2 separate regions of the Homo sapiens genome follow, and region 2 is linked to region 1. A link is an interaction called in ENCODE POLR2A ChIA-PET data of the cell type or tissue named here. Cell type or tissue: PC-9. All regions are shown on one strand. Each heading gives the region's core, and the rest is flanking DNA. Links, peaks and the distances in the headings are about the cores only.

What was found. Peaks named below come from ENCODE experiments on the same cell type or tissue, not always from the same donor. Only the 100,000 strongest peaks of a DNase experiment are listed, where the experiment ranks them.
Region 2: POLR2A ChIA-PET joins it to region 1 with 7 read pairs; 2 of 35 experiments call an interaction of 5 or more read pairs at or near these places.

What each region holds. Positions count from the first base shown.
Region 1 is chr18:48,846,641-48,851,028 of GRCh38, forward strand. All of the region lies in intron 10 of CTIF (cap binding complex dependent translation initiation factor), which reads left to right. Among named protein-coding and RNA genes, the nearest start is that of CTIF-AS1, 7.0 kb to the left of the region's middle. In PC-9, for the core only: no CTCF peak of the experiment used is centred there; no DNase peak of the experiment used is centred there.
Region 2 is chr18:48,743,097-48,747,484 of GRCh38, forward strand. The region is part of intron 7 of CTIF (cap binding complex dependent translation initiation factor); the gene reads left to right. Among named protein-coding and RNA genes, the nearest start is that of MIR4743, 75 kb to the left of the region's middle. In PC-9, for the core only: no CTCF peak of the experiment used is centred there; a DNase peak (open chromatin) is centred at 1,705.

The DNA.
Region 1 (4,388 bases), core at 111-4,110:
GAAAGAATGGATGGGTGGGTGGATGGATGGATGGATGAATAGGTGAGTAGATAGATGGATGAAAGGATGGATAGATGGGCGGATGGATGGATGGATGGATGGATGAGTAGGTGAGTAGATGGATGAAAGGATGAATGGATGGATGGATGGATAGATACATGGATGAAAGGATGGATGGATGGATAGATAGATGAATGAAAGAATGGATGGGTGGATGGATGGATGGATGGATGAGTAGGCAAGTAGACAGATGGATAAAAGGGTGGATGAGTGGATGGAGGGATAGGTAGTGGCCAATACAGACAAAGAATAGGTAAAATCAGTTCAATTTTGTGAAGGCTCAGGTTGACCTGTCACCAGTCAACACAATTAAAAATTATGAGCTCCAGCCGGACATGGTGGCTCACACCTGTAATACCAGCACTTTGGGAGGCTGAGGCAGGCAAATCACGAGGTCAAGAGATGGAGACCATCCCGGCCAACATGGTGAAACCCCATCTCTACTAAAAATACAAAAATTAGCTGGTCGTGGTGGTGCGTGCCTGTAGTCCCAGCTCCTCAGGAGGCTGAGGCAGGAGAATCGCTTGAACCCGGGAAGCAGAGGTTGCAGTGAGCCGAGATCACGCTACTGCATTCCAGCCTGGTGACAGAGCAAGACTCCGTCTCAAAAAAAAAAAAAAAAAAAAATTATGAGCTCCAACCAGCAAAATAAGAATTAGCTAATGTGGGAAATTAATATCATTCCGTAAAGGAGAGAGCACAGATCCAGGACTCTCCAGCACCTTCCATTTCCACTTAGACCTGCTGTCTGTCTGGGTTGTGCAAGCCACTTAACTACTGAGCCTCAGTTTCTCTACCAATTAAGCAGATATGATAATACCTGTGGCCTTTCCCTGTCTCCACAGGAGTGTCATGAGGGTAAAAGGAATGGTGCATACAAAGCATGTTGAGATCTTCAGGGAAGATACATGTTTATAAAGATAGAAACATCATAACAATAATAACACCTTACGTTTGAATCAAGCTTTGCACTTATCAAAGCTCTTTCACATACGTTATTTCAATTGACTCTCCAAACAATCCTAGGCAGATACTATCCCTGTTCTCAGGTGAGGAAGCTGAGATGCAGAGTGATTAAGTGGCATGCCAGGGGCTGGTCTTAGTGTGTAGCAGGTCTTCTGACTCCAAGCCTGATGCCCATTTTTGATGATAGCCTTTCTTGGATAGATTATCTACTTCCCTGCCTCCCTGAACGGAGACCTAGACATAATTGGCCCTTTTCTTGATGACTCGTCATTACCATAGGCACAGTCCCTGGGCTGTCCTCCAGGTTTGGCTGTAGGTACAGGTCCAGGTCCCGCAGAGGCACAGGGTGGATGGGCCAGCTGTCCCGGAGGGTACTCCTGACGTGTAGGTGGCAACCATCCTAGAGCCCTGCAGGTGTGGTTCTTCTGACTCTGCCTCATTCTTCCCCCTGTCCCCTTTGTCTCCACTGTCAGCATGTGTGCCCATTTCTGTGGCTTCCTCCGCCACCACGGCCTTTACCCGTCACTATCTTTTCTTCTTTGTTTCCCTCTCTCCTGCCCTACAATTCTTTCCACACCTTCAGCTTGTCCCCCCACAGCCCTGGCTCATCCACCGGCCCAGCCAGCCAACCTCAGCTCCCAGGCTGGCTTTGTTCTCCCGCCAATCACAGCCCTCTGCAAACCTCCCACTTTGGCTCCCTCATGGCTGCCCCTGTGGCCACCTCCAGTCGCTACCAAAGGAAGGAGGCTCCTCCAGGCAGGGGCTGGGCTGAGCTTTTTCTGCAGCTGCATTAGGTGGCTTGGGTTTGCTCTCCCACAGTAGAAGGCTGTGCTGTGGGTGAGCTGAGGTGGTCAAGGTGGGCTGGCCAGCCCGGCTTGGATGGACACTGCACCCCTCACTAGCAAGGCAAGATGTTGGGATTGCCAGTGCTCATCCCTCCCTGCACAGCGAGGCTGCCCCATGAGTTCTCAGCACCCCCTTTCCCTCCCTGCAGGGTGGCATCCCAAGCTACCAGCCTGGTTACATCCTGGGCATGCCTTGGGCAGCCTGCCTGTGCCCGTGGCCCTTCCCCCAGGGACTCCAGGAGACTCCCACCAGGCTGCCTTTCTCCCTGGCTGCTGTGGGGCCTCCCACAGCCACAGCCTGACTGGAGCACCTTGGTTTCTCCCTGAGGGAGGATATGATGGGCGTGCCCACAACAAGTCTCCGCCAGAGACAATAGGACAGGAATGCATTCGCTTCCGAACAAACACTGTGTGGGCTCGCACAATTGCCTTGGATTCTTGTCCAAGAAACACATTTTGCCGTTCGAGGGCACGGGAGGCTTGCCTGCCCCAGCCCGCCCACATCCCCGTCAGTGCCAGAGACTCTGATGAGTGGGCTGCTCCTCCCCCGACCCCAGGGCCTCTGACCCCCAGGTAGAGCAGGCTGGTCTCCTTCATGGATGCAGCTCGTCTTCCAGAGGTGACAGCAGAGGAGAGGGACAGTCCTGCCCACACAGAGGGTGCCTGCTCCTACCAATGCCTTTTTTTTTTTTTTTTTTTTTTTTGAGACAGAGTCTTACTCTGTCGGTCAGGCAGGAGTGCAGTCGTGAGATCTCGGCTCACTGCAACCTCTGCGACCTGGGTTCAAGCGATTCTCCTGCCTCAGCATCCCAAGTAGCTAGAATTACAGGCGTCTGCCACCATGCCTGGCAAATTTTTGTATTTTTAGTAGAGATGGGGTTTTGCCATGTTGTCCAGGCTGGTCTTAAACTCCTGGACTCAAGTGATCCACCCACCTTGGCCTCCCAAAGTGCTAGGATTACAGGCATGAGCCACCCCGCTCAGCCTGCCATTTTTTTAAAAACCATTTTTTATTGGTTAATAAATACATACATATACATATAACATTATGTAAAGCTTACCATTTTAAACTTTTTTTTTTTTTTTTTTTTTTGAGACAGAGTTTCACTCTATCGCCAGGCTGGAATGCAGTGGCACGATCTCAGCTCACTGCAACCTCTGCCTCCTGGGTTCAAGCAATTCTCCTGCCTCAGCCTCCCGAGTAGCTGGGACTACAGGCCCGCACCACCACACCCAGCTAATTTTTGTATTTTTAATAGAGACGGGGTTTCACCATGTTGGCCAGGTTGATCTTGATCTCTTGACATCGTGATCCACCCGTCTCGACCTCCCAAAGTGCTGGGATTACAGGCGTGAGCCACCGTGCCCGGCCCATTTTAACCATTTTTAAGGGTGCACTTCTTTGGCATTAAGCGTATTCACACTGTTGGGCAACCATCCCCACCGTCCATCTCCAGAACTGTTTCACCTTCCCCAGCTGAAACTCTGTCCCCATGAAACACTCCCCATCCTCCCTCTTCCCAGTTCCTGGCACCCACCATTCTGCTCCCTGTCTGTATGAATTTGACTACTCTAGGGACCTCATAGAAGTGGAATCATACAGTGTTTGTTCTTCTGTGCCTGACTTATTTCACTTAGCATAATGTCTTCGGGGCTCGTCCGTGTTGTGGCATGTGTCTCAATGGCCTTCCTTTTTAAGACTGGGTGATATTCCCCTTGTATGGATTTACCACTTGTTTATTTATTCATCTTTCAGTGAACACTTGGGTTGTTCCGCCTCTTGCTATTGTCAGTAATGCTGCTGGGAACATGAGTGTCCAAGTCACTGTTCAAGATGCCGCTAATTTTTGAGATCTGTGTTTGAGCTAAGTGAAGCTGTTGTCTCCTGGCGATCCCAAATAGAACATACATAAATGAGAGAGCTAGTCGGCCCTCTCCGTACTGGCAGGGATTCGTTTATCCCCAAAATGAGCTGTCTCTTAGGAAATCAGAGCCCTGAAGAAATGGGACATAGGACAGGTCATTTAGGCCAAGATAGACAAGACTGGAAAGGTTCTTCCCTTGGGATGATACCCACTAAAGGCAAGTTCAGTAGGGATTTCTGGGCAGCCATTGGTCACCCTGAAGCATGGAGAGCCCGGGAGGGCAATGGCACTGACGGGGCCCCAGGGAGGAAGCCTGTGGAGTTGTGCCAAGGGCCCCCTGGAAGAGGCAGGCCAGACCCTTGTTCTGACACAGAGCAGCAGGTGGGGCCTTCAGCTGTGTGCCCCATCCAAGGGAGGCTGAGGGAGCATCCTCCACCATCCCTTCACCCCGAAGGGTCTGAGAATCCACTCTCAAAAGCCAGCAACCAAGCAGGTGTGTGTGGGGAGGACAGGACATGGTCTGCAGCCACCAAGGCCCTTCCTGTGCTCTCTGCGTTCCAGCAACTGGGAGGGACAAGTAAGATGAGAAACTCCTTCCCTGACTTCCTTGAGAAAACCCAGCAGGCCGTTTGCAAGAGGGCCTCTCGCACAA
Region 2 (4,388 bases), core at 134-4,133, 100 kb before region 1:
AACACGTAAGTGGTAATAATTCTGCACATATGCCTCAGGGTGCTCTGGCCGGATCTGCAAGCCTCATTCATCTGGTCAGAGTTCTCGTGTGGCAGCTCCTGCAGCTTGCAGAGCTTCACAACCCCGGGCTGGAGGCAGACAGAGCCCAACACCCATCTGACTCTGTGTCCACACGGAGCCAAGGCCCTCCTCACTCACGTCGTGCAATTTGGACAGAAGCACTTCCTAAAAACTCTCGGGTCTCAGCATTTAGAAACAAAGCAAGAATATTACAAAATCAAACCAGTTGACTTTCATTTTTTTAGAAAAACATAAAATTCAAGAATTCCAAACAGCGGGCCATGAAATCAGTTTTTGCTTTTTGTTTCTTTTTATGCCTTATATAGTCAAACTTTAGCCTGCAGTTTAGTGTGTACTGATGCCAAAGCCACAGTGTAATGGTAATATGTCATTTTGAAATTTCTTTGTAGAAAATCATGCTTTTGCTTTTACAACTCGTTTACAATAAATGAAGAAGAATGCATCACTTGATAATTGGCAGAAGGCTAAATTTTGCCTGTATTCATAAATGTTATTAAAGATCGGGTTAAACACAAACCTTGTAATTCACTTCCAATAACATATCAATCTAAAAACTGTATTTGACATAAAATAACTTCTTTATCTGGTAGTACCAAAAATAACAATTTTTTTTTTAACACTTAAGAGTGTTTCCAAGAGAAACTATTATGGTGAGAGGAATTCTCAAATCCCAAAGAGTCAAGCAAGATTCAGCTGTGGCAGCCCTCTAAACTGCCCCAGTTTTCATGAAGGTAAAAATAAGAATAATGAGAATTCATCCTTTTCCCTCCCGTTGAGGGGCTAAGTCTCCTGGTAAGTGCCTTATAGGCCCACCCCTGAGAGGAGGGGCGTACTTTGAGAAATTTGACCACAAGTGCTTTCCAGAAGGTCAAACTGACTTGCTTATGGTGAGTGCTGGTACACAGGCCCTCCCAAGTTCCCCAAGATGTGGGAGGGTTTGGCCACCCTTCAGACTGTGCCCAGACACTCAAGTTCCATTAGGGATTCTATTGGTTCCAAGTACACAGATGCACAATGAGCTCTGTGTTCAACCCTGGTAGCGCCATCCTACGGTGAGGGGTCTCTGCAGTTTCACCTCCTGCTAGGTGCAGCAGGACCCCCTTGTGTCAATTTTATTGTATTTCATTTGGTTTGCCTGGTGCGTAAGAAATTGACTTAAGAAAAATTGCCACCAAGCCTTTGTTGAGATTGGCATTTCTTCTCGAATGGCCTCTTCCCTCCTCCCTTTTAACTAAATCCTGCTTATTTTTAAAAACTTTTGATTCTGACAAAATTTCAGACTCTCAGAAAAGTTGCAGGAATAGTACAAAGAATTCTTATATATCCATCACCCAGTTTCCTGTGATGTTAACATTTTATCCTTCTCTCTCTCGTATACATTTTTTTCTGACCCGTCTGAAAGTAAGTTGCCAAAATGATGCCCTTTTACTGCTAAATATTTCACAGTGTGTTTCTTTAAAACAAAGACTTTTTTTCATAACCACAATACAATTCTCAAAATCAGGAAACTGATATAGATACGATACTGTAATTGAGTCTGTAGACCTTATTCATATTTCTCCAGCGATCGATCCTAGACTGTGGGCTGCATTCGATTGTCATGACTTGTTAGTATCTTTTATCCTGGGGCAGTTCTTTCTTCTTCTTTTTTTTTTTTTCTTTTGAGGTGGAGTCTCACGCTGTTGCCCAGGCTGGAGTGCAGTGGCGCAATCTTGGCTCACTGCAAGCTCCGCCTCCCGGATTCATGCCATTCTCCTGCCTCAGCCTTCCCAGCAGCTGGGACTATAGGTGCACACCACCACACCCGGCTAATTTTTTGTATTTTTAGTAGAGACAGGGTTTCACCGTGTTAGCTAGGATGGTCTCGATCTCCTGACCATGTGATCCGCCTGCCTCGGCCTCCCAAAGTGCTGGGATTACAGGCATGAGCCACTGTGCCCAGCCAACCTGGGGCAGTTCTTAAGTCTCTGTATTTCATGACATTGGCCTTTTTTTAAAGAGTGACCAGTTATTTTTGTAGAAGGTCCCTCAGCGTCGGTTTCTCTGGCATTTCTTCATGATTGGACTTGGGTTATAGGCACTGTAGTGATGTGACCTTCCCAGTGCACCATGTCAGGAGGTACGTGCTGTTCTTTAATCCCCTGCCTGGTGATGTTAACTATGATTACCTGGCAAAGGTGGTGACTGCCAAGTTTCTCCACTGTAAAGTTACAAGTTTTCCCTTTGTAATTAAGAAATATCTTTGGGGAGATATTTAGAGGCTACGCCAATGTTCTGTTTTTCTTCAAAACTTTCATCCACTGACTTCCATTGATGATTCTTGCTTGAAACAATTGTTCTTATGGTGGTTGCCAAATGATTTTCTAATTCCATCATTCCTTCTAAATGTACTAGTTGTCTTTTATCATAAGGGAAAGCCTTTCATTGACTTTTAACTCACTGCTCTAAGCCTCAGGACCTCAGCATTTGGGAACTAGGAGAGCAGGTCCTTGTCCCAGAATACACGGGCTGTCTCCTAGCTGAGTGGTGTTTAATGTGAAGGTTATCAGCGTCCTGCTACAAGTCCCTTGTATTTTGGAAGGTTCTAGACAAAGAAACTATCTGCTGGGGAGCCATGTCCCAAGATGGCTGGGCTGGGGGTTCCACTATGCATGAAGCCTTGAGGAGTCCTCTCTGTGATAACGTCTCACCATGGCCCCATCAGTTCCACCAGCCCTGGCTCAAAAACGTGGCCCAGGGGAGGCCCTACTCCAGCTAACTCCGTTTCACATTTCCTCTCCTTCCCAGGATGGAAAAACAGCCCTTCAGGGACAAGCGAACCTGTCAGTAATTAAGTCATGAGTGGAGGAGGCAGTCCCAGAAGGGTGGCTGGGCTGTGAGGCCTAATGGAGTGAGGCGGCTGGCGGCGTTCTCCGCCAAGAGCCTGGAGGCTCCACAGCCCAGGAAGCCCAACCGGCTCCTCTGTGTCCCATCTGTGGGGCCATCTTTGCTTCACGTAGGGGCCTTTCCCCAAGAAGGGCTGGACAAGGTTTATCATCATCCTGTGGTCAGCACTTTTAGCTTGGGCTGTTACCTGTTTTCCAGCCCCCAGGCACACCCATGACACCTGCCTGCTCTCAGAGGTGCCCCAGGCTCCACACTTTCCCTCTTGAAAAGTGTCTCTCTTGTGCTGCCCTCCTCTGAGATGCTTATGTTTGGGACACCAGGGTCACAGCTTGCTGGCCTGATGAAGTACTCCGTGCATACTGATTGAAGTGAGAACGTGTGGGGAGGGTCTTGATGGATGGGGAAGATCAGGCGCAGGGACAAGCAGATGCGGCACTATGATGGTGGCACCACCTCTCTAGCTCTTGCCTGGTAGACAGGAGGTCCAGGCTGGCCAGGAGGAGTCAGGAATTAGGTGAGAGGGAGCATTGTCACCAAAGGTTTCAGGTCAGAGCGTGGCAAGATGATAGTCACGGCCACATAGCAGGATGGAGGGGAGAGGCCTCAGTGTGGCATGGTCTCTTCATCCAGAAACAGAGACTTTGAAGGTCTGGGTCAAAAATGCCAAGTCCAGCCCCCTGGCCCCTGACCCAGGAGGGAGCTGAGTTCCCCTGCAGTCTTAGGGGGATCCTCCCATCCCCACTACTTCTCTGTCTCCATCCCACCTGCAACCACTGCTGGTGTCTCTACTCTTCTCCTTTTTAAGGGTATTCCTCTCAGTTATGTGGGTCCTTCCACTACCTCACGTCCTCCAGGAAGCCCTCCCTAACCTCACCCCGAGAACTCACCAGACCCCATGTCTCGCCACATGCTGTCGTAGATGGTTCTTTGAGTAGACATAGCAATTTTGCCGCTAGATTTTAAGATCCCCAAGGGCGGGAACCATATGTTATGTTGCTTTGTGGCTACCTGAGCCCCGACACGTAACAAATACACCAGAGTTTGATCAGATTTTAGGATTGCAAAGGAAGACTCCAAAGCTGGTATGTGGCTCTACCCAGATCTCAGGGGAGAGGCCAGCCTGAGAAGCAATATTCTTCATTCGTTAGCTCAAACGTGGTTTTCAATGAATCAAGAATAAACTATGATGGATGAGGAAGCCACCATCGGCCAGCTTGCCAACTGGTGCTGAGCCTCCAGCGCCCCATCTTCTGCCCCAGCAAGCTCCCCAGTAGGTTCCTGGCTAAGAAACTTGGGAAACCCCAGTAGGCAGGCTTGCATGGAGGGCCTGTAGCCAGAAGTAGAGAGGTACGCTGGGCAGGGGAAGGGCCTGCACTGGAGCCAACAGGGTGGCGGCCCACATGCAGCTCAGGCCACTGAGG